Linked DNA regions of Mus musculus: region 2 is linked to region 1. Evidence: chromatin loops called from intact Hi-C (ENCODE). Cell type or tissue: left cerebral cortex. All regions are shown on one strand. Links, peaks and the distances in the headings refer to the core of each region. The heading gives the core; the rest is flanking DNA.

Region 1 (11,782 bases), core at 2,645-10,644:
AGCAGATGAGTGGCAGGGTCAACTCTCCCACACTCACTTCGGGGCCAGCTTACCCACACCTCTGCCACCAGGACCAGCTCCAGTATGCTGCCTGGGGAGCACGGGCTGCTTTCCAAGTGTTGCTGCTGGTGAGAGATGGGGCCAGCTCTCTAGAGCACTGTATCCACGGAGAGGCAAGACCAGTTATATACAGCCCCCGAACATTCACGTGGTCCCTGGTGGCTGCCCTACCAAGGGATATCTCCATGTTCTCTAGTGGTAATATGAGCCAAGGACATCAACACCTACCCGTGCTGCTGTGCTGCCTTGGACTCAGACGTGGCCTTCAGTGGCAGCGTGGGTTGGGACCTCACCATGATCCCATGTGGCAGGAATGGCCATTCACAACAGGTTACTCTTCTCCACCCTTGAGTCTCCAGTTCCTTCTCTCTTCCTAAATGCTCAAGATGCTTCACTTCTGCCTCTCCTATCTGACCACCACTTACTTGCATGTTGTGATGACTCCCACTGCAGGCTGGTGGGCCCCTGGGTGGCATCCTCCATCTGTGCGTGTGACATGGTGGCAAGTGGGTGTCTATGGCCTGTCTGTGCTGGCATTGGAGGGCAGGTTTTGTCTGTCTTCCTCCTCCTGTGCTGTGCTGCCTAGATTTGATTTGATTTGATTTGATTTGATTTGATATTTTATGAATCCTGGGCATAAGGCACCTTTGGTCACCAAGCCAGGCATCAAGCTAGGATGAACAAAGAACTGCCATTTCTGCCCTTGCCAGATGTGAGAATAACACCACCAACAAGGTGTCTCTCTGCCCATTGCCAGGGGGGGTGGATTTTATTTTTCTTAACTGCTGAATAATATTGCACGTTGAAAATATACCACATTTCGTTATTCATTCACTATCTGATGGACACCAAGCTGTTTGCATTTCCTGGCTATTGTGGCTAGAACAACATTGTACATGGATCAACAAGTATCACTATATTAGAATATAGAGTCTTTAGGGGTATATGCCCAGGAGTGGGATAGCTGGATCATGTGGTAGATCTAGTTTAGTTTCTTTGAGAATCTCTATACTGAGTTCCATAGTGGCTGCACAAGTTTGCACTCCCATCAATCACAAATGTTCCTCTGCCTCTCACCCACAGCAGCATGGTTTTTTTTTTTTTTAATCTTATTTATTCAAACTGGAGTAATCTCAAAGTAGTTTTAATTTGCATCTTGCTGATGACTTGGGATGTTGAACGTTAAAGAAATCGTTTCTCAGCCATTTGTATTTTACCTTTTGATAACTCTCTGCTTAGTTCCATGCCACTGTTTTTTTCAAACGGAGTTGTTTCTTGATTTTAATTTTTGAGTTTGTATATTTAGATATTCTGTCAGAGATAACGATTTTTCCCCCATTCTGTAAGCAGCCTCTTCACTTGAATGATGGTGTCCTTCGCTGTACAAAGCATTTTAGCTTTATGAGGTCCTCTTTATTGATTGTTGGTCTTTTAAGTTTTTTATTTGTGTACACGGGTGTTTTGACTGCATGAAAGTCTGTGTACCGTGTGCACGCCTGGCGCCTAGTGCTGACAGAGGCCTGAAGAAGGCATTGACTGCCCTAGTACTGAGGCTGCAGATTGTTATGAGTTACCATGTGGGTGCTGGGAATGAAACCCAGGTTCTCCAGGAGGGCAGTCAGTGCTCTTAACCACGGAACCATCTTTCCAGGCCTTAAACTGTTGCTCTCACTTCCTACGCCATTGATGTCCTGACAGAAAGGCTTTTTCTGTGCCAGGAAATTCAAATATCCTTTACTTTCTCCTTTGCTAGATTCGGGTATTGGGTCTTATTGTTGAGGTCCTTGGTCCACCTGAAGTTCAGTTTTGTGAAGTGTGAGAGATAAGGACCAAGTTCTGTTCTTCTTCATGTAGTTACTCGATTTGACCAGCACCATACTTGGAGATCACTAGAAACAGATGCTTTGTAGGTTAGTGCAGCACCAGCAAGCACACTGATTACAGTAATGAGAATCTGAGATTAAGACATACAAAAGAATATTTACATGGCAGGGCAGACACCATAATCACAAAGGCGGTTTACCCAGGCCAAGGCTTTGACTGCATAATTTATAGTAGTAGGGAGGTTGCATTCCCACACTGCCCTGGGGGAGGGAGATGCACAAAAGCCCAGGGATATGGAGGAGCACACCTAAAGTCTCATTATCTAAGGCTGAATTAAAGGTGGTTTTCTGTTTGTTTGAGGCCAACCTGGGCTTCATTGTGCCAGCCTGGGCTATAGGGTGAGAACTTGTTTCAATAAAAAGAGAATAAAATAGGACAAAAGGTGAGAAAGTCAGAATTTTGAGGGAAAGCTTTATTGCAATTTTTAATTAAAATAATTCTATATTTCTTTAAAATATGTTTAGATAATATCTTCAAGTGGTATGGCTCATGGTACATGATTCAAATGGTGCATGGACTCAAAGAAGTACCTGAGGCCCTCCCCCATTTCTCTTCAACTACCAACAGTCTCAACCGCCAATCAATGATGGAAGACTAAATTTATTGTCAAAATGGTGGGTTATCCCTTGTTTACTTCTAGACTTTCAGATCTTTCTCAGATCTTGTTATTTTCCACTGTAGTAATAATAGAAGTTGAAATTGAGGTAGTTAATGTTACAATGTTTGGTAAACAGCTGGGTGGAGGGGTAAGAACAATGACTGACCAGAGGGAAATTTACAGTCCAAATGGATGTAGCTACATGCATTTCATTAGCACACATAATTGATAGCAATGCTAATGCATTAAAATGATTATTCTTTAATGCCCAGCTTGCATCATTAGCACACGTGTATTTCATTAACATACATAAGCAAGAACATTTATACATGTGGTAGCAAATGAGCTTTTAAAAGTCATTTTGTAGTTAGTGGGTGTTTGCAAGGCCCATCCACTAGTGTATGTAAATGTAAATACCTCTGTATGCTATGGTGACATCTTTAAGTAATTGGAAGTTCAGTATAGAAGTTGTGTCCAGCCTTAAGACCAATCTCGGCTAAAAGGTTATACCTTTTAATAGCTGAATAGGCTGCCCCCTTAGACATACCTGAGAGCAGAGAATTTATTATATAAGGTACAATCTCATTGGGTATGCAAGGTAAATAACCTCATTAAGAATGGACTCTGAAGGAGATACAGTGCTATTCAAATAGGGCAAAAAGGGGCCAACAAGGTAGAACAAAGGCAGTTATGGAAGTCAACCACTGCTTTTATTCTGTATTGAATAAAATAGATTATCAGGGCTGCTACTTAAAATCGAGACGAGGCCTGGGGGAGAGTCTTTTTTTTTCTTCTTCTTCAAAGCAATGGATTAGAATGTAGACTGTTGTCCATGCATTAATTGAATAATTTCAAAAAGGTAGAAAGGTTGACTCTCACAAATGTATCCTTAAAGGACTGTAAATGAAGACATTCTCTTGGGCATATGTTTCTCCAAATTGTGGTCATCCCCTAATAGATAACTTGATTACCAGTTTCATGTTTCCCATGCCTTGTCTTATGTTAGAATTTCTTTTTTTTTTTAAATTTAATTTTAAATTGAAAGTAGAGTTATCTTCATACACTATATTCTGATCAAAATTTCCCCCTCATCTCCTCCCCATCTCTTTACCCTGCCAACTTCATGCTTTCATTTCCTTTCTCTTAAGAAAACAAACAGACAAATAAAAAAGACAAGCAAACCAGGACAAAATGCAAAGAACAAATGAAGAAAGAAAATATGAGAAATACACACACGTGCACATACACAGACACACACACATACATTGAACATAAAAATTCAAAATTGGAAACCACAATATACAAGCAAAATAACAGTAAGGTTAAAAAAATGCCCAGACACAGCAATATGAGACAAAAATTAATCTCCAAAAATACCTTTGAGTTCATTTTGTGTTGGCCATTTTCTTTTGGGCATGGGCCTGCCCTTATATGTGGTTTGTATACCGAGTCAGACTCCCTTGGAGAAACTAAGTTTTCCTTTGTGAGTGGTTGTTAATTGAAGGTAGATTTAGAATTAGGAGTAGGAACTTGTGTCTACTTCCGCATTTCAGTGCTGGGGCTCCGTCTGGTTTGGACCTGTATAGGCCTCTTGCATGCTGCCTCAGTCTCTGAGGGTCATATGTGCACCAGGCCTGTTGTGTCAGGAAGGCACTATTTTCTCTGTATTATCCATCCCATCAGTGTGTCATGCAGGCATTGCATTAGGAGTAGGAGCTTGTGTCTACCTCCACATCTCAGTGTTAGGACCTGATCTGGTTTAGATCTGTGCAGCCCTCCCCGTGCCCCTAACCCTCCCCCTCCCCCTCCTTTTGCCCCTCCCCCTGCATGCAGCACAGTGGACTGGACACTGGTAGCAGGGTTGATATTTATCTTTCTTCTCTGCTAGTGTGCGAAGTACCTTCTAGTACTGTGAACACTAATCATTAGGGGGCGAAGGCTCTAGATAGGCACCAGCTCGATTTCACTGTGTTCATGGAGACATGTAGGCGTTTTACCATGAGTGTGTGGAGAGCAGCCAGTGGCCTTGGCAATAGCCTAAGTTGTTGTTTGGGAGTTTTTATGGTTCATAATGGAATTTTAAAACAGAGACTGCTTCTTTTATTGAGATAACAAGCAATAGTCTCTCACCTATTGATATTTAAATTTATTGTCTTCTATAATATCTATAATTATTTCTACTAACTCATCATTTAAAAGTTAAATTAGATCTGGCACATTGGCTCAGTGGGTAAAGGTATTTGCTATCAAGCCTGAGAACCTGAGTTTGATCTTTGGGACTCATATGCTAGGGGGAGAGAACCAGTTCTTGAAAGGTGCCCTCTGACCTCCACATGTGCACAGTGGTGTGCCCTCTGAAAGGTGCCCTCTGACCTCCACATGTGCACAGTGGTGTGCCCTCTGACCTCCACATGTGCACAGTGGTGTGCCCTCTGACCTCCACATGTGCACAGTGGTGTGCCCTCTGACCTCCACATGTGCACAGTGGTGTGTACATGAATCCGTGTGCGCACACAAAGAAGTGTGAAAAGAAAATTAAGCTGTGTTGGAGTCTCTTGAATGAAGCATTTCTAAGTTAGAAAAGCTAGTTCAATACTGGAGGTTATTTTGTTTAGGGTTCTTTCTTGTTTAGATTGTCAAAAAACTAATGCACATAAGACACTTAGAGATCCCCTGTAGCAAGTTACATAAGAACACAGAACTTCTAGCTATTAAGAGAGTAGCAGCCATGTGCTTAGTCTCAGAGGCACTTGCTCTGTGGTTCTCTGTAGCCTTTCAGCATTTCCTCTTGTTTCTACAAATCCCCCCAATAGTTCATTTTATTCCTTCATTCATACTGCCTATTCCTACCTATCATCTTACTGTGGTAGTGTATTCATTTGTTTCTCAATGTAAATATTATTTCTATATCTTTTAAATCAGAATGTTGGGTTTTGTGAGAATATATTAGTAGGTTTACTTTTTGTTGATTTCTTATTACAGATGTTTAAGCTTTGGGAGCTCTAGGTTTTCAAGTTTCTTTCCTTCTTTTTTTCAATTATTTAATTTATTTCTTCACTTTACATCTGGATCACAGCTCCCCATCTTCTCCCAGTTCCCATCTCACACAGCCCCTCCACCTTTCACCTCCATTTCTCCTCTGAGAAGGGGGAGACCCCTCTGGGTACCAACCCACTCTGGAACATCAAAGCACTGTAGGACTGGGTGCATCATCTCCCACCGAGGCTAGATAAGGCAGCCCAGTTAGGGGAATGGAATCCAGAGGCAGGCAACAGACTCAGGGACAGCCCCCGTTCTTGTTGTCGGGGGACCCACATGAAGACCCACCTGTACATCTGCTACACATGTGTGGGTAGGCCTAGGCCTAGCCTGTGAATGTTCTTTGACTGGTGGTTCAGTCTCTGAGAACCTGCAAGGGTACAGGTTACTTGACTCTGTTGGTCTTCCCGTGGAGTCCCTATCCTATTCAGGTCCCTCAGTGCTTTCCAAACTCTTCCACAAGACTCCCTGAACTCTGTCTAATGACTGTGGGTCTTGGCTTCTGTTTTGGTCAGCTGTTGGGTAAAGCCTCCAGAGGACAGTTACAACAGACTCCTGTCTGCAAGCATAACAGTATCCCTGATAGTCCCGGGGACTGGTTCTTGTCCTTGGCTTACTTCACTTGGTACAGTCTATCTATAGTCCTACAGATGCCATGGTTTCACTTTTCTTTATAGATATGTAAATTAGGGGTCTATATAAGTACAACATTTTCCTTATCCACTCCTCCATTTGGTGGGCGGGCCATTTCCTTGCTATTGCAAAAATGCAAATGCAAGTTTTCAAAATGCTCTCTAAAGGTCCTTTGGATTTCACTAGAATCTATGATAGCCTCCCATTTCACTCTTGGAATTTATCGTTGCAGAATCAACACTTTGATGGATTGTGTGTGCGTGTGTGTGTGTGTGTGTGTGTGTGTGTGTGTGTGTGTGTGTGTTATAGTAGTTTCTGCTTGGAAACATATTTCTTGACGCCTACTGCTTTGAGGCTTGAAAGTTTTTCTAGGACTCCTGGCCAAAGCATGAGTCTTTATCTGTGACCCCTCTGCCATAATGCAGGCTCCCACACTCTTACAACTGCGTTTGCTGTTCCTGCCTGTGTCTCACAGGTTCCGCTAAGCTACATTTCATCCTCTTTAAGTTCCTCCACAGTTTCTTCAACAATTCACTGGCTGTTCAAGAGACGAGTTCAGCCTGCATGCGCTTGAGTATTTTTTATACTCTTAAATCCTAGTTTTATTGCAGTATAATCTGATAACATCGAGCAACTTTTTTGACCATCTGTGATTTAAAATGTGGTCTATTTTGGAGACAGCGCATGGGCTATTGAGAAGAGTGTGTATTCTGTAGCGTTTCCCTGGGATATCCTTTACATAGCCACTAAGTCATTTCCTCTGTGGTGTGGTTTTAACTCGGAGATTTCCTTGACTTTTGTTTTAGAGGACCTATGTAGAATTGAGAGCACCACCCACTGTTATTATATCAGAATCTACTGACCTTTTATGTGCATTAGTGTCTGTTTGGTGCACGTGTATTTAAAATGGTTATACCGTCTCCATGCATTTCATGGAAGCTGAGAAGTTCCATAAAGCTTGAGTCTTAGTGTAACGCTCATAGCTCACACTCCTCAGCCCTCCCCTTGCCAGTGAATGAGAGTGTGTGAAGTACTGCTCAGGAGTAGAAAGGGCCCTTTTCTGAACTTTCTAGCAACCATTACAAGCACTTCTTGGTGCTAAGAATATAGTTAGTTGCCCAAATCTAGGGAAAATAATTCTGAAATAGAATCTTATTTTTGTTCCCTCTTCACGGTCCACTGTCCTAGCACTCAAGACTCTTGCTCTGTCTGCTGATGCTTTCATAATTAAGAACGTGGAGCGATTGAACTCATGTGATCCAGTGTGATTTTACCTCAACACAGATGTAGTCTTCGGAAACACCTGATATCTAAAGGATACCCTACATGTGACACACTATGTTAACACGCCTGAATTAAAAATCAATGCATTATAAGAGACCTACTAAGGCAGTGACTTAACCCAAAATGGCAGCTATAACGGAGCAGGGTAACTGTGGCCCCTTCAGGGATCAGCCGTATGATTTTTTGCAAATACGCTGGAGGCCGAGACAAAACAGATGGTGTTGATATCTCAGAAGCAATCCTATTTTACATCTGCTTTTGTCCATGATGACACGTGGAGCGACAGATAGGCAGTAGATGCATGAGTGTGGCCGTGTTCCCTTTCTCCGGAAAAGAGTCACCATGCAATCTTAGGTGAGCTGAACAAAATTTCTTTGTGACAAAGTCACAAAGTCAGCCTGGAATAGTGAGATTCCCGTGAAATTAAATTGATCCTCGAATTATTGCCTAAATGATAGAACAGTAGAAGCTTAAGAAGATATTAACGTTAATGGGAATGGCTCAGCCAATGCCGTGCAAGGCCAGCTCTGAAATGCGCCAGGCATGTTACAGAAAGCCATTATGCTCATCTTTTCGTAGATGCATGGTTTGTTTTATTCTAAAAACATTTGAGGTTTAAAGTTTTTATACCAGGCTTTATGAACAAGAGTGTAATGGGGTTGAAAACCAAAGGACTGCTCGCCACTGTGCTCAGAAATAGAAGGAGGAGAAGCTTTAGCCAAATGGTGTTCATTTGAATCCCCTTTGCTAAAAATCCAATTTAATTTTTCGTCACTTGTCTCATTAACCCCAGATTTAGAGAAATTGAACGCCGTTCGAATAAAACGAGACTGATAATCCAAAAATATTTTTAAAGGGTTTGGCTCTCGCATCGATCTTCCCTTAAATCTTTCAATTACATCTTCTCACATTATCAAACTTCTTCATGCAGTGTATCTGTTTTTATCCCTAAGTTGGAATCCACCTGTCTTAAATGTGTACGGAGCTTTTATTTATGCTTTGAAACTATGGTAGATAAGAGGAATAAGTGTTTCTGATATTATGTTTTGTCATCCCCAGCTAAGAAGATTGAAATCCTGAGAAACAATTTTCTGTAGAAATGAAATCGTATGCCCTCTGAACCCTTCGGGGAAAATAGCCTTTGTGTTTGCTCAGAATGCGAGACAGGGAAACAGTACAAACGCAGCAGCCATCTGAGCCATGCCTGTGACATCTCTGTCTGGGGTGCCTGAGTGATGCTTCAAAAAGATTTGGGGTTGGTTTGCTTGCTTGCTTGCTTGCTTGCTTATTTATTTATTTATTTATTTATTTATTTATTTATTTATTTATTTATGAAATCACTAGTAAAGATAATACTGGTACAGTCTTGTTGATAGGATAATTTTCAAATCAGATATTTGTATTTTCTGGGGAACTTGGGAGATTGCTTTGAAGCCTTTGCATGGATGGCTTCACAGAACACAAGGAAAGGAGTTTTTGGAAGAGCCCCATCATGACAGGATTTCTGAAGGCACGAGGAGAGCCTGGACTCCTGCTCATTCCAGTGTCCTCCAGTGAGCGTCCTGAAAAGGGAGGAAATGTTTTAAAAGACAACCCTGCAACATTATTAATGCCACAACAGCTCTATTTTTCAAAAAAAAGAAATAATTATATTTAGTATAAAGAATCTCTGCATATTGTTCCCTCTTGTTCCTAATAAAATGTTATCTGGCTAAATGATGGTTGTTTTTAGGTTAAAATAAAATTTTGATATTAAAATATAAGGTTACATAATATATAATAAAGCATATGACAGTGTATCTATTGGTATTATTATCAGACCTTCCTTAGATGTAGGAAAAATGGTCTTTTAGATTTACATTTATGAATCTATTAGACAAATTATTTGAATCATACAAATAATATTTTGAAGTTTTAAAAAATATTTTTATTTCATGTACATTTGTGTTTTGTCTACATATATGTCTATGTAAGGATGTTGGATCCCCTGGAACAACAGTTACTGACAATTGTGAGCTGCCATGTAGGTGCTGGGAATTGAATCCGGGTCCTCTGGCAGAGCAGCCAGTTCTCTTAACCACTGAACCATCTCTCCAGCCCTTTATTTTGAAGTTTTACTTTGTAGGTAAACTATATATAAAATGTAAATAGTATATAACTTAGTAAAAGTACAAGACAGTTTCATAAATAATGAAAGAAAACACCTATCTTCATTTCTATATCCAATACCATTTTAATGCCAAGTGGTTTTTAAGCTTAATTACTCAGCTTAATCAACAACATTGGCTCTCAGTGTTTGGCTCACTCCAAAAGTCTAGACTCATCTCCAGTGGTAAAAACTTGGTGCCATTATGAATATTCACAGAAATAGGTGGTAATCTAGGAAGACTACCTCCAAATAGAGTTCCGGTATTGCTTTGAGAGATCACAGCCTCTGAAGACTAAGGGCATTGCTGTAGACTAATGACTTTGAAGGGAAAAAGTATACATGTGGGGTTTACACTCTGCCATGTTTAGTTAAAACTCAGTTTCTTTATTATGGAATTGGAACTTATATACCATTTGGACTCAGAATGTATCTTTCGCAGATTCTTTAAGAACTTGGGCTATTGGGAAAGTGCTATGGTTTTTAGTATATAGAATTACATAACTCAAAAAGTCCTGGCAGCAGAGAAGCCCTAAAGCCCTAAGAGCTTCAGATGAAGTTTGGCAACAATAACTGAATGTTCAGTTGCTAATCACATTCATGAAAGAGTTTCCTGATCAGTTAGTTATCTGCATATCTATATATCTCAGTATATATATATATATATATATATATATCATCTATGTATGTATGTATGTATGTATGTATGTATGTATGTATCTATCTATCTATCTATCTATCTATCTATCTATCTATCTATCAGGCATCCATTTGTCCATTTATCTATCTGTCCACCTATCTATCCATCCATCCATCCAATGACAGCAACTTTTTTATAAAAAATATTATTTTTTGTATGTATATGGCTCCTTTATGTCTTTTATGACTTTTCTGTATGTATAATTACTCTTCTATGTCTGTGTTAGAACTTTTTTTTTCAACTCTAAGTGGCAGAAGTTAAATTAGTTTAAGAGAAACGAGACTATTTTAGAAGACCACAGAGTTGCCTCATATGCCTTAATTCTGGCAGAAGAGGTACAAGACTTGAGCTCAGGGATAATAGCATCGAGACATTCATCGAGACATTCAAATCCCTTCAGAACTGTTCTCTCCAGTTTCCAGCTATGTGTCTCTCAGCCTGCTGGCTTTACCCTCAACAGTCGTACCAACAGTTATAGGCAGTGTTGTCTACAGGATAGAGGAAACAGACAATAATGGCAACCAAGCCAACCTGCAACACAATGAAGTCCATCAATTACCATTTCAGTTCTAGTACTATGAGTCCCAGATACCAAGGAGGTCTTGTGTAAACCTGGCTGTCCCTAGACTGAACGCATGTCTGAGAAGGAACTTAGGGTAGTGTTCTCAAGAGAATGGAAATTTTGAGCAGAAACCACAACAGCCATCTACTACAATTTCCAGAGACTGAACTTCCCTGGTGTAGCCAGCAGTGTCTCACAGGCAGCACAGCATATATTTGAGAATGACTGCCTTCCTGATGACTTTGAGGGGTCCTCCAAATGGAATCCAAATGTTCTTCAAACTGGAATAGTGGTGGAGTTAATCCCCCCACATTTTCTTAATCTTATCCACTACATATCTGTGGTGATGTTTCAGTTAAAAACATGTGAATAGATCCAGCCATCCAGAGTTGAAATCTGTCCTCTAACTGTCACCTTGGGCAAGTGCCTATCCATTGTGCCCCAGTTTCTTCCCCTATTACATGGAGATAAGTTCTACATTGGAGAAATCTGGAGCTTTGATGAGAAGCCAACATTATCACCTGATAAAAAGCTAAGGACTTAACACTTATACTTTTCTTATTATTCTTTTGATCTTATTATCCTCCTGCTTGGATGCCTGCTTGGATGTCATACTCCGTTGATGCACAGAGTTCGTGTGATGCTGTAAGTCTAGCTTTGCTCGTTTGGTTGATCAAAGCATTTTAAAGGCAGACAACAGTGACTTACTATTTGTTGGTTTGCTGATGCCTTTCCACACACAGTGTCATAACTATGAGATTAAGGACTAGACCTTACACATTTCTGTATGTTCAAATTTAGTAGATGAAAAGGCATCTTTTTTTTAACCCTTTCTTTGAATCTTTAAAAAAATATATTTATTCACGATTTTTATTT
Region 2 (11,782 bases), core at 1,822-9,821, 110 kb after region 1:
ATCACACATAGTAGTTGGAGACAGTGTGATAGTAGAACATTCACAGGATCTACACTGGTCAAGTCGGATGGTTGATGTTTTCTCTTTATTATTTCTTTATGCGTACAACCTCCGTGCACCTTTCTTCTAGCTCCTCTTAAAATACATAACAGATTATTGTTAACAACGGTTCCCTATTGTGTGGAAAAGCACCAGAAACTATTCTTCCAAACTGTGTTCTGTTATCTGTTATCAATGAATGCCCTCCCCTTCTCTATTAGGTGTTTGTCTTTGCAATGTCATTTACTATTCTGGACTAAATATGCTCTCCTCAAGTTTAGATGTTAAAGTTTTAACTCCTAGTGCCTAAGAATGTGATTGTGTCCTTTAATGGGATGCCCCCCCCCAAGAAGTCTGTAAGCTAAAATAAGATAATTTGGGTGGCGTCTAACCCAACATTGATAGTCATATTAAGATCAGGGCACAGAGCTGGGGGAAGGCTCAGTTGGAATGTGTCTGCTGTGCAAGCATGAGACCCTGAATTGGATCCCTAGCACCACTGTAAAAAAGCCAACCCCTCTGGGAGGTGAAGAAGGGGAGAAGAGGAGAGGGATAGAGGGGCACAGGGAGAGAGGGGGAGAAGGGGATCTGAGACAGGCAGATATCCAAGCTCATTGGTCAGTCAGCCTATCTGAATTGAAGACCTCCAAGTCTCAGTAAGAGTCCCTTTTCCAAATTTGCTAAAGCCTTAACCTTGGCCTTCTGGCTTCTAGAACATGGAGGAAATTGATCTCTATTGTGTCCATTACTCTATTGTGTTTGTTATTTGTTGCTATTGTTCTTGATAAACATTGAGTGTATTTTAGTCTTCATGGTGACATTTCCAAGCGTATTGCACAGCACCTCACAAGCCACGGGCCAAAGGATGTAAGAAGACCTAACGTCAGTCATGCATGAGTGTAAGAGCACCAGCCAGGAGGCTAGAAGACACGCAACCATGGCCTTGAGACATTGCCTGGAAGACTTTTATTTTGGTGTGACTTTTCTAAACAACACGTTTTATATAGCGGATTACAAAATATGATCCTGGGGACACAAATCCTAGTCAGGAAGCTCAAAGGCCACTCTTGTGACAGACAGACATGTTTCAAACCAAAATCACCCACACAAATCCCGAAATTTCTTGCTACTTTTAAGAGCCTGCCATGCCTACCTTGTTCTCTATAGTCAAAATGGAACCTCTCTTTAGTGGGGTTCTACCCACTCGTGAGCCACAGCCCCCTCCCCTCAATCCCTTTCTTTATCACTTATGCCTGTTTTGCCTACTACCCAAGTGTTAGGCCCAGATCATTAAAATGAACAAGTCAGTTCATTTCATGATTCTGAGATGACCAGTTCTGAAATGTGCTCATTGAATTAAAGATTTGGAAGTGTAAAATGTTTGAGAAACATAGCAGCCTATGTCTATACCTATATCTATGCATATATAGTCACATACAACTGCAGATTCTATATGTATACTAACATACCAAAACCCCCAAGAAATGGTATATTTAAGAAATCTACATGTGTTTGCTCTCATTCTTGTCTAAGTAGGAAGTACCATTTCTTTGAATAACCTATAAGTGACATTTCATGGAATTATTATTTTGTGAAAAAAAATGATTTAGGAAATGTTAAAGGGGATTGATCCCACCCAAAGGCCAAGGAACAAATACCAAATGCTTTGCAAATCTATCAAGAATTCTTTTGAAATAAATGTTTTTAGAAGTCCACGTAAAAATCACATAATTTAGGAGTGATCCTTTCATGTGCATGTGACATTTAATTTACCAAATAAATTTTCATAAACAGCCTCCTAGCACCCAGTGTAGGTTCAGGTTATACCTGCTATGGAAAACAGTCCTTATAAAAGTGAAGTATTTTACTCATTGTGAGAGAAAAATAGATTTTTAGCTTGGCGAGAGCTGTATTCCAATTGCTCTCGTCATGCCCCGGTGTCTTTGTTACTGCACGATCATAATCACACCGCTCTCTCCATATTTCAGGTTGATGACCTGATTGGACTATAAACATCTTGTTACACAAAACTTACACCCACTACACTCGTAGTCATTTAAAGCCGGGATATGTGCAAACGAACCCAGACACCCTCTTGTATTAGCTATTTTATTAGAGTCATAATGTGCAGATCCTGATTTGCATGTTCAACCAAATGATTGCAAACAGTTTTTGACACATAAATTCACAACTCTTCTCTGCGTGCTTCCACTGAGCTTGGCAAAGGCGAATTGGTCTATTTGAGCTATCCTCCTTTGATTTCTCCAGGAAAATCAATATAATAAAGTAATTCTTCCCTGCCATGCTCTTCTTGGCTAAGGTCTGCTGAGAACAGTCAGAAGGTGTTTTTCCTTCAATTATCCCAGGCTTGTTTGCATTAAATCCTTTCCAACAGGCGCCAGTAAATGTGTTCCCTTAATAAGGATGCCTCCCTTTGAAATAAGCTAAATAAAATTTTACATTTAAGGTGAGTAAGAACCAGTTATGAAGAAAATTGCTCAATATATGTTCTATTCTAATTTCGCTCCCCATGCAGAGCGTGCCACAACTCCATCCCAGGAACAAGTGTGATGATGTGCCATGCATAATTCATGCCCCTGGCCTCCTACACACCCTTACTTTTTTCCATCCGATTTCTCCATATTTAGTTAAACTCAAACCCTACTCTTCACTCTTACCAACAAAGATAACTTTCACGGAAGCCAGCACAGAAGTGCGGGAGTTCTGTTCTTAGTGAGAATGTTTGATTGTGATAATCACAAATGTTTCTCTCAAGATATTTAGATTTTTGTTTTGTGAGTTTTATTTTGCCGTATGGCAGGGTCCAAATTATTTTAGTAGCTGGCACCCTTGTTGGTGAGAGTGCCTAGGACAAAACCTTGCTTACTCATTAGGAATAAAACAGGAGCACGCCAAGGCTCCATAGAGTTAATTATTCCATGACATTGCTTTATGTAATATTTTGCCAGAATGGTATTTTAATTAGGACAAGAGTACATCAGGTCTTCAACTACGTGATAAAGTACTTGTCCTGTTTTTCTTTCCCAGCTCCATTTTCTTATTTCTTTTACAGAAATGTCTTAGTTTTATACCTCCTTAAGATAGTTTCCTGACTGGATAGTATAGGCATTTCATATCCATATATTTACAAAGACAAAATCCTCCACCTTCTTCTCCAAACCTTTCCCTACCATGTAAGGAGTCACACAAGCCACAAATAACCCTGAACACCATCTTTCATTCTTCACTCAACATTTCGTGACAACATATCAGTAACCAAGTCAGGCAAGCTTTCCTTTCCCAGAATCCTTTGTGCCTTCCCTGTCCTAAGACGTCATCATTCTCCCTGTGGACTGTTGAATGTGGTTCCCTGGAGTTCACATTCAGAGTCACACTGGGCGTTGTTGCTGTGTTTCCCACCCCATCTCCCCTCACATAAAAATCTAGATTGGAATTGTCCATATTTTCAGAAGGACTGTTGACATTTCCTCTCTGGCACGTTCTATCACCCAGCATGCTCCATTAATCACATCTATTGAGTGTGCATAATGTGAAGGACCACTCTCTTAGGGCTAGTAATATGTAAGAAGTTGTGATCTCTGTCCCCAAGGAATCTCCATAATCTAATGGCTTTTGTGGAGGGTGAAGGGGGAACTGGAATGGAAGGGAATGGAAGCCACTGTGGTGGTTTTCTTACACTCACACTCTTGTTAGAGAAAATAGAAAAAGAGCTAATAGCCTTTAAAACCTTCCCAATTTAGTGCCTCCACACAACAGTATTCCCAAACATAAATTTTAGTCTTTGAAATTAGAGACAGAGGGTTGCCTTGAACTTCAAGGACCAACCAAAGGTCAGCCATGATACAGAATTGTTTCATCTCTGTTCTGAAGTCTAGGGTTTATAATTTCCAATTTCATATTGCACCCTCCTAGAGCTTATTGTGACTTTGCAATATAGATGTGATAGAGGAGGAAGATTCTGGGCTCTTCTTGTGCAATTCCATCCTTCCTAGATACCTTTTCTGTAATGGTGGATTTTCCTAATGGGTCACGGGAAACACCAGGTTTTCTGTCATATCTCTTCCAGATGGTTTCCAGGTTGTTAGATAAAGTCCCACCCCCCAAAGCTGTCAGCCCTACACTGCCTCTCCTGCATCCCACCACCTTCAGTCCCCTCCCTGTCCATTCTGTGCCTAGGATTCCAGGAGTGAGACAGCAACATTCCCATTAAACAAGAGCAGATAACTCAGACGGAATCTCCAGGGCAAATCGACTCTCAGCACCTGGCGCAGTTCCTTTAATGAAGCCTTTTTCTCTCCATGATATGGCTCCATTAGACACTGAGAAGCTGGAGTATGTAAAATATTTTGTTTATCTGGCCTTTCTCAGAGGTACTGTCTGTCATTGTAGATGTCTGCAGTAAATATAGCAACGACATTGCTGGGTGTGTGAAGCTATTAGATTTATGAGGCACATAAACTGCAAAGCTTCTAATAACCATAATTCCTTACTTCAATCATAATACCAGCATTAGTGTCATGTTTTCCAGAGGATTTTATGTTTCTAAAAATATCTTAATTGTGGTTACCATCTCTTTCCTGTAATTCCTTTAATTTGGAAGTGAAAGGCTGTAGCAGGGGTGCAGCTGCAGAAACAGCCCCCGCCCCGCCCCCGGCATTGTCTAGGTGGGCAGCAGACAAGATTGATCACCCATTTTGCAGCTTTTGCAATTAAATTAGATAAATTTTTCTTGGAAAAAAGAGGGTCCACACTAATAAGGATCAACTGATGGCCAAATCAAATGTGGGGGTGGGGAATGGAGGGAAGAACCTTTCTCCTCCCTCCTCTCTTCTTCGCCCTCCCATTCCTGTACCCGGGGTGATTCTGTGGGAATACTTCTACCACCTTGTTCTAACCACTCGGTGTTATTTGAAAAGCCACTGGAAAGATGCCAACCGTCAATTTTCCTTTTGACTCAGGACCCAAAGTTTAGCTCAGGTGCTTGATATAGAAGTCTTGGCTTGAGGAGTTTCTCTGACTTTTAAGGATAAAAGGAAGACAATTTTGTAAGTCATCTTAGAAGCACACACAAACACACACATACGCACGTGCACGCGCGCGCACACACACACACACACACACACGACTCAGAAAGAAAAAGCTATTGGCATTAGTTTGCACAAAAATCTGCCATTGGGCCACACTATTTACAATGCAGCATGGTTGGGTTGCTGCAAGAACTGTTGGGGTACAACAGATGTTTTATTGTATCTATTTTAGAATTGGTAGACGTGAAGTACCACAGTGTTAGCCACTGGAAGATGACTGTAAATAAACATCACTGAATTTATGGCCATGACAGTGACATGGTCAACCCTAGCCAGAGAAACAGAAGAAGGGGACTTTCCCTAAGGAATATTTCTTAACAAATACTTAAGAAAAATGGTTTTTGTGTGTACTCTGAGAGTATTATACTATATATTTTTATCATAGTCTCTCCTCCAATTTTTTCAGATCTTTCCCAATCTCTCTGACCAGCTTTATATTCTTTCTCTTCTTAAAAAAAATACCCCCCCAATAACATGAAGTCCATTTGTCATCTTCCTGTGAGCATGAGGCTTGCCCTGCAGTGTGGTTAATACAGCCAGTGCCACTTCATTGGAGAAAACTGATTTTCCCCTCTCCCAGTAGCTATCAGTTGTGAATAGCCTCTTGGATGGTGAGATGCTGTGCCCACTTTCCCTCCTCCACACCCCAGCTTGATCCTGTGCATGCTGTCACAGTCTCTACAAGTTTGCACATTCAACTGAAGCCAACTACCACCTCTGTCTCTTAGAATCTTTCTTTCCTACTCATGAATATTTTTAAGATTGTTCCCCCTGTGAATAGACACAGATATAAGCATAGCATATAACGTTCACATGATAGAGACATATAAGGGCTACACACAGTTTCATCCTGCAACAATCACCATTGTCAGCTTTGTTGGTTGTTGCAGGTTCTTTTGTTATTCATATTCAAATATAATATTTTCCAGAAATATAATAGCACTACACATGCCATTTGTGGACAGATTTTAAATGCAGTATATCAGGGGCATCTTCTGGAGTGAGAAATCTACATCTGTCTCAACCTAATGAATGTTTCTTTGACATTCTACAGTAGACTTGGAGCCTAAGTTACTTAAATGCTCCTTTACTGATGGGCATTTAAATAGTCTTTAATATTTTGTTCTTGTAAAAAATAAAGTGTTTCTAAGAATATCTTAGCTCTATATCTTTGGGTGTTAATGACCCTGTGTTTGCTGGACAAATTCTTAAAAAGTAACATTAGAAGTTTTATTTATTGCTGGACACAGATTAATATGTGTGAGGAAGCTGTTTTAAAGCTGTGTGGCACTTTCTCACTTTCCCAATAATAAATGAAAGGTTTATTTGCACAATGCATCATGGCGCTAACCATTGCACCTAAGGTGAAGCTACATCTCTTATTTTAGCTAGGAGCTTTGATGAGACTGTCTCATTGCCTTATTTTGCTGTTTTTTAAAAATCAATCATGTCATTGACTTTATATATATATCCCTTTTAAGGATATATAAATATCCATAAGGATCCTTTTTATCCTTTCCATATAAAAATAAAACATGTTTTATATCATTATAATATAATAATATTGCATTCAAACAAGAAGTTAGAAGTAAGTTTCTAAAACTATTGCACTATTTCTTATTATATAATACATTTCATCCTATATAAATTATATAATTTTGGTAAAATCCTGAAGTATTCTTATACATGCTTATACAAAATATATATTTTATTTATTTCTAGCAGTTGTTTTTGAGATATAACTTATTATGCTGTTTGGAGGTTTGGAAGTAGGTGGCTACAATGAAACTATGTCTTTGCACACAGTAGGGCAGTTGCTCACATGAACTGACGGTGGTTGTGACAACATGCATGAGACTCAAGCCAGTTCAAGCTCTACCATGGAGAGAATTGCACACAAAAACCCTCTCCTCTAACTGCAGAGCTGTTGCTGGCAACCGACAGTTCCTGGGATAGGAAGAGTCAGTTTTCCTTAGGAGTATGGCCCTTGCTAAGTGGACCATGCTCCTGTAGAAGTCCACATACCCAAGAATATATGGGTAGCACAAATATGACTTTATGATTGTTTTTAAAGAGGACCCAAAGTTGGGTGGTTAGGAAATGGAGCTGGATCTAGAAGGAGCTGAGGGATGCTGTGACTATGCTCAAAGCACACTATACAAAAACAAAAAAAAAACCTAATAAATTAACTTCTCAAATTGTTATTAATGACATCTGCAATACTTAACGTCAGCCTCTTTTCCTTATTATTTTATATGTTCTATTTAAAAATTGCAGAATGCCTGTCTTCTCATGGCTATATTCCTTTACTCTCTGTTCCTTTGATCTGGTCATCTCCGTTTAGGCACAGTTCCTTTAAAACACATTTAAATCTGGTAGTAGTCATGCAAATTTTCTTTTGACTATATTTATTTTTTGAAATTCCTCAGTCTCCTGATTATCCACTCTTCCAGATTAACATAATTATCATTTTTAAGAGAATTGATAGAATTGGGGTTAAATTTGATGAATGTATCCTTTGCTTTGAGAATTGTCACCTTTGTGTGTCTTGCTGAGTGTGTTGAGGGTACTCACTGCTCTTCTCGGATGCTATAAAAACAGTAGACAAAGACAATGTGGGCTAAGTGTAGGTTTCCAGAGTGGTTAGGCAATGACAGAAAAGTCAACACAGATAATATCAGAAGTCAGGAAGGGTACACACAGAGGGAAGAAGGTATGTACTGAACATGAAAGGTAAGTGCACACAGACTGTGAAACCATTGGCATGGCTGATCAGAGCTCAGGATAAAAACACTGGCTTGTTCCTGGCTAGACAGAGAAATGTGGCATGGGGATCAGGGACTGGAGTGATTCCATAGTTGAAGGAGTAGGACTGAGGTGGGAGGTGGGCTTGGGAATAGGGGGTTCTATGTCTAGACTGCTGGGAATATGGAGTCTAACTATATCTAGACTGCTGGGATAGAAAGATTTTAAGTTCACTCAGCACAGAGGAGAAAAAGATTGATTGAAGTAACAGGAAGATGGTAAGACTGGCAGGCAAGAAAACCCAAATCATAGCTGGGCATAGTGACACATGCTTGTGATTCCAGCATTTATGATGATTGCAAAGAATGATCCTCTGAGTTTGACAGCAGCCTGAGTGAGTTCAAGGTCAGCCTGGGTTACATAGCAACAGCCTGTCTCAAAACAAAACAAAACAAAACAAAATTTAAAAATAAAAGAATATTCAATCAGAAACCAGGGTAGAGAGTGCTGGACCGGGGACAGGGTTCCTAAGGACAGAGGTTTAGTTAGAAACATTTCTGGGCACGAGGACCTTGTCAAAGGCCCCTTGCCATCTTCTAGCTTTCCTGAATACTATTTTCGGGTGCCTTGTGTATGGTATTCCTATGTATACAACTTTGTAAGTCCTAGAAATGCCTGGTGAATCCAGTGTCGGGTGTCTGAACGAAGCCTGGCTACTCACTCACCTTCCAGTGTGAGGTGGAGCTGGAATAGACAAAACCAGATGGATCTTTCCATCTCCAAGCAACTCCAAATCAACATGTAGAAAGCAGAAAACAGGGGAAAAGTTTTCAGCTTGCTGTTTGAGACCTGGCATGCTCTGTACTTTAAACTCAGGGTTGGGGGCGGGGAGTTCTTCACTCACCCCTTTTGTGTAAATGTTGGCCAACTGGGTTATTGCTGCTTTGATCTTAGAGGTCTTACCTGGTAAAGGAACTGAGGAAGATAGGCTGACAAAGCCACGGACTTCCTTAAGTAACAACCCAAGACCGACATTAAAGCATATAGACACTTTATCAGGCTAAGTCTGGAAATTGAAATTCAAGTTATGCTTCCAACTAGTCCAGACATGTAAATACTATTTGTGGAATTCGAGAGAGCAGATATTTAAGGTTGTAGAACCCAGCCACCTTGAACTGCCAAACATTCTGGAAGGTCTTCGGAGATCGTAAAACAGGGCAGCTCTACTTCCTTTACTGTTCCTGTCATACTGAGATGGGGGGGGGAGGGGGGGTGCAAAGTGTACAAGTGGAATGTAAACTGTTATTTCCATGGAAGTTGTTATATCATTATATGATTCCATTATATTATATCATTATATTATATGTTGTATATATTATATATAATTATATTATATCATTATATTATGCTATTATGCTCACAATTTTTAGAAGTGTTGTGCCCAACTGCAGTGTGATTATTCATGATCTAGAAGTGTAACATAAGACATTGAGGGCAAGGCTAGGATCTCATGCAAGTATTCTTGGTAGCACAACCCAGGTAGGATTGTGTGTGTGTGTGTGTGTGTGTGTGTGTGTGTGTGTGTGTGTGTGTGTACATGTGATGTGCCCACACATGCGAGTGTGCATGTGCACTTGTGTGAATTCAATAGGAATGGTGCCCATCAGCGCAACATAGAAGACCATATAAAGGAATCTAGGATTGTGACATGTGCTGATCCCAGTGGCAGAGCTAAATCTGAAGAGAATGCCCTTTCATGCTTGCAGTCCTGGTGGTAGAAGAGAACATTGGTTAAACATAAAAACAACCCTCAACTTGAGGAATTCCCCTGGCAGCTTTGTCACAGCTGTGCTGTGCAAACCTTTGGGAAAAGGCTGAAAATACTAGGAAAAGCATGGTTCTGGCTGGTACCCAAAGGCACGCACCCCATAAACTGTGTCAGCACCCCATAAACATGCCACTTTTAATGGCAAGTGCATGTCCCTATTCACCACCACCGTTTATTCTACCACAAAGTCTCCCGGAACTTTGTTTCCAGAATTCCTTTTATCTTAACCATTAAACCAGCCTTGGAGAGATATTGAGGTCAGCTGTCCTGGACCCAAGTCATATCTCCCCTGACCTCACCTGAGCAGTAATCTAACTAGCGACAAAGACTGTTGAGTAATGAAAACAGCCCTGTGACAGGCTTCCTGATCAGCTAGCCATATTCTGAAAGCTGAACCCATCAATCGTCCAATAATGGTTTATGAATGTTCACTGTGGACTAGGAGCACTTTAAAACATCTGCTGTGGTGAGATAATGAACACGGGGAGGTGCCTGGGAGTGGGAAGGTATATTAAAGAGACATGCAGGAGGACAGGCACGTGGTCAAGCATTCACACAAAATGTGGAGATGCTGTGAAGTTGCATCAGGAAGACCAAAGAGGGGATAAGACTGGAGTTATGAAGCAATAGGAAACCCTAATGAATCAAGTAACTTACCTGCCCCCATCTAAAGATCAAAAAGAGAAAAGAAAAGAAGGCTCTTTCTGAGTGGGTCTTCCAACTCCAGGTCAAAAGTTTACTTTATTCTGAGGCTCCCATGGTTATAAGAATGATCATCAACAGGAAAGCCAACAGGAGCATAGCTAAAGAGGCAAGTGCCATGAGGGGAGATAGAATTAGAGCTTTGATGGGCTGATATTGCAACCCAAACTGAATGCCAAGGCTCTAGATAGGGGATATTTAGCAGGGGTAAGGATAATAGGTTGGGAATAATAGACTACTCAGCCATTTTTGAGAAGTTGCAGAAGATGAAAGAGGTCAAAGATTGCACAAAAATTCTGCCTTAATTTTGACAGATATATTACACATACATACACACACATGCACACACACACACACACAGAGAGAGAGAGAGAGAGAGGAAGAGAGAGAGAGAGAGAGAGAGAGAGAGAGAGAGAGAGAGAGAGAGAGAGAGTTGGATCACCTGCCTAATTTCAGAATAGTTTCTAATCTGGTGTGTGAACTGCTAGTAGAAAAAGTATGGCTTACTTCATGGAGGTCCTGGTTAGTTTATTGTCAATGTAACACAAACTAGAGTCTTCTGGGAAGAGGAAGTTTTGGTTGAGGTATTGCTTTGATTAAATTTTACTGTATGCAAGTTTGTGAGGCATTGTCTTGATTGATGGTTATTGTGAGAGAGAGCAGCTCACTATGAGGGGTGGCACCCTGGACAAATGGTCCTAGATTGTATAAGAAAGGAAGCTAAGCAAGCCATAGCGAGCAAGCCAATGGGCAGCATTCCTTTGTGGTTTCTGCCTCGGTTTCTGTTTCCAGGTTACCGTACTGCTTGAGTTCCTGCCTTGGTTCCACCCCCACCCCCCACCCCCAGTGATGGATAGTGATCAGTATTGTAAGCCAAATAAACTCTTTCTTCCCCAAGTTACTTTTGGTTAATGCTTTATCATAGCAACAGAAAGCAAACAAACTAGGTCAGTTAATAACTATGTGGGCCCATAGAACAATTCATTTCAATGCAAACAAAACTCTTCTCTGCTTTCTTTATCTCTCTCTCCTTTACATTAAAATTTGTACAGAAAAGGGAATTCTGTAAATATAGTATGCTTGTTTTCTTTGAAAGAAATTTGTTTCTCATTTTTAATGAAGATTAAAAAATACGAGAAATTTACTTAAGTATAATTATATAACTAGGTTAAGTCCAATGATATTGTGACTTATTTAACAAATAATATACATTGCTAGAATATATCAGAATGTGCTTTGTTATAGAATAATTAGTTTTCAACAATATATTAATATTTGCATGTATTATATTAGTATGTTATATATAATATATGTATATAGCAACATGTATGGTTCTGTGTATCTATATACATATATATAT

Evidence for each region. A loop is a pair of places that touch in the nucleus more often than their neighbours do. Peaks named below come from ENCODE experiments on the same cell type or tissue, not always from the same donor. Only the 100,000 strongest peaks of a DNase experiment are listed, where the experiment ranks them.
Region 2: it touches region 1 in a loop (2.0-fold over the local background); 2 of 42 quality-filtered maps call a loop at or near these places.

Annotation. Positions count from the first base shown.
Region 1 is chr2:74,494,916-74,506,697 of GRCm38, reverse strand. LOC115489617 (a small nucleolar RNA gene) reads right to left here and starts at 822; the gene lies at 682-822. It also overlaps the pseudogene Gm52593. In left cerebral cortex, for the core only: no CTCF peak of the experiment used is centred there; DNase peaks (open chromatin) are centred at 6,246, 6,826 and 7,167.
Region 2 is chr2:74,379,145-74,390,926 of GRCm38, reverse strand. No RefSeq gene overlaps it. Among named protein-coding and RNA genes, the nearest start is that of 4930441J16Rik, 77 kb to the right of the region's middle. In left cerebral cortex, for the core only: no CTCF peak of the experiment used is centred there; DNase peaks (open chromatin) are centred at 2,647 and 5,815; H3K27ac peaks cover 1,683 bases.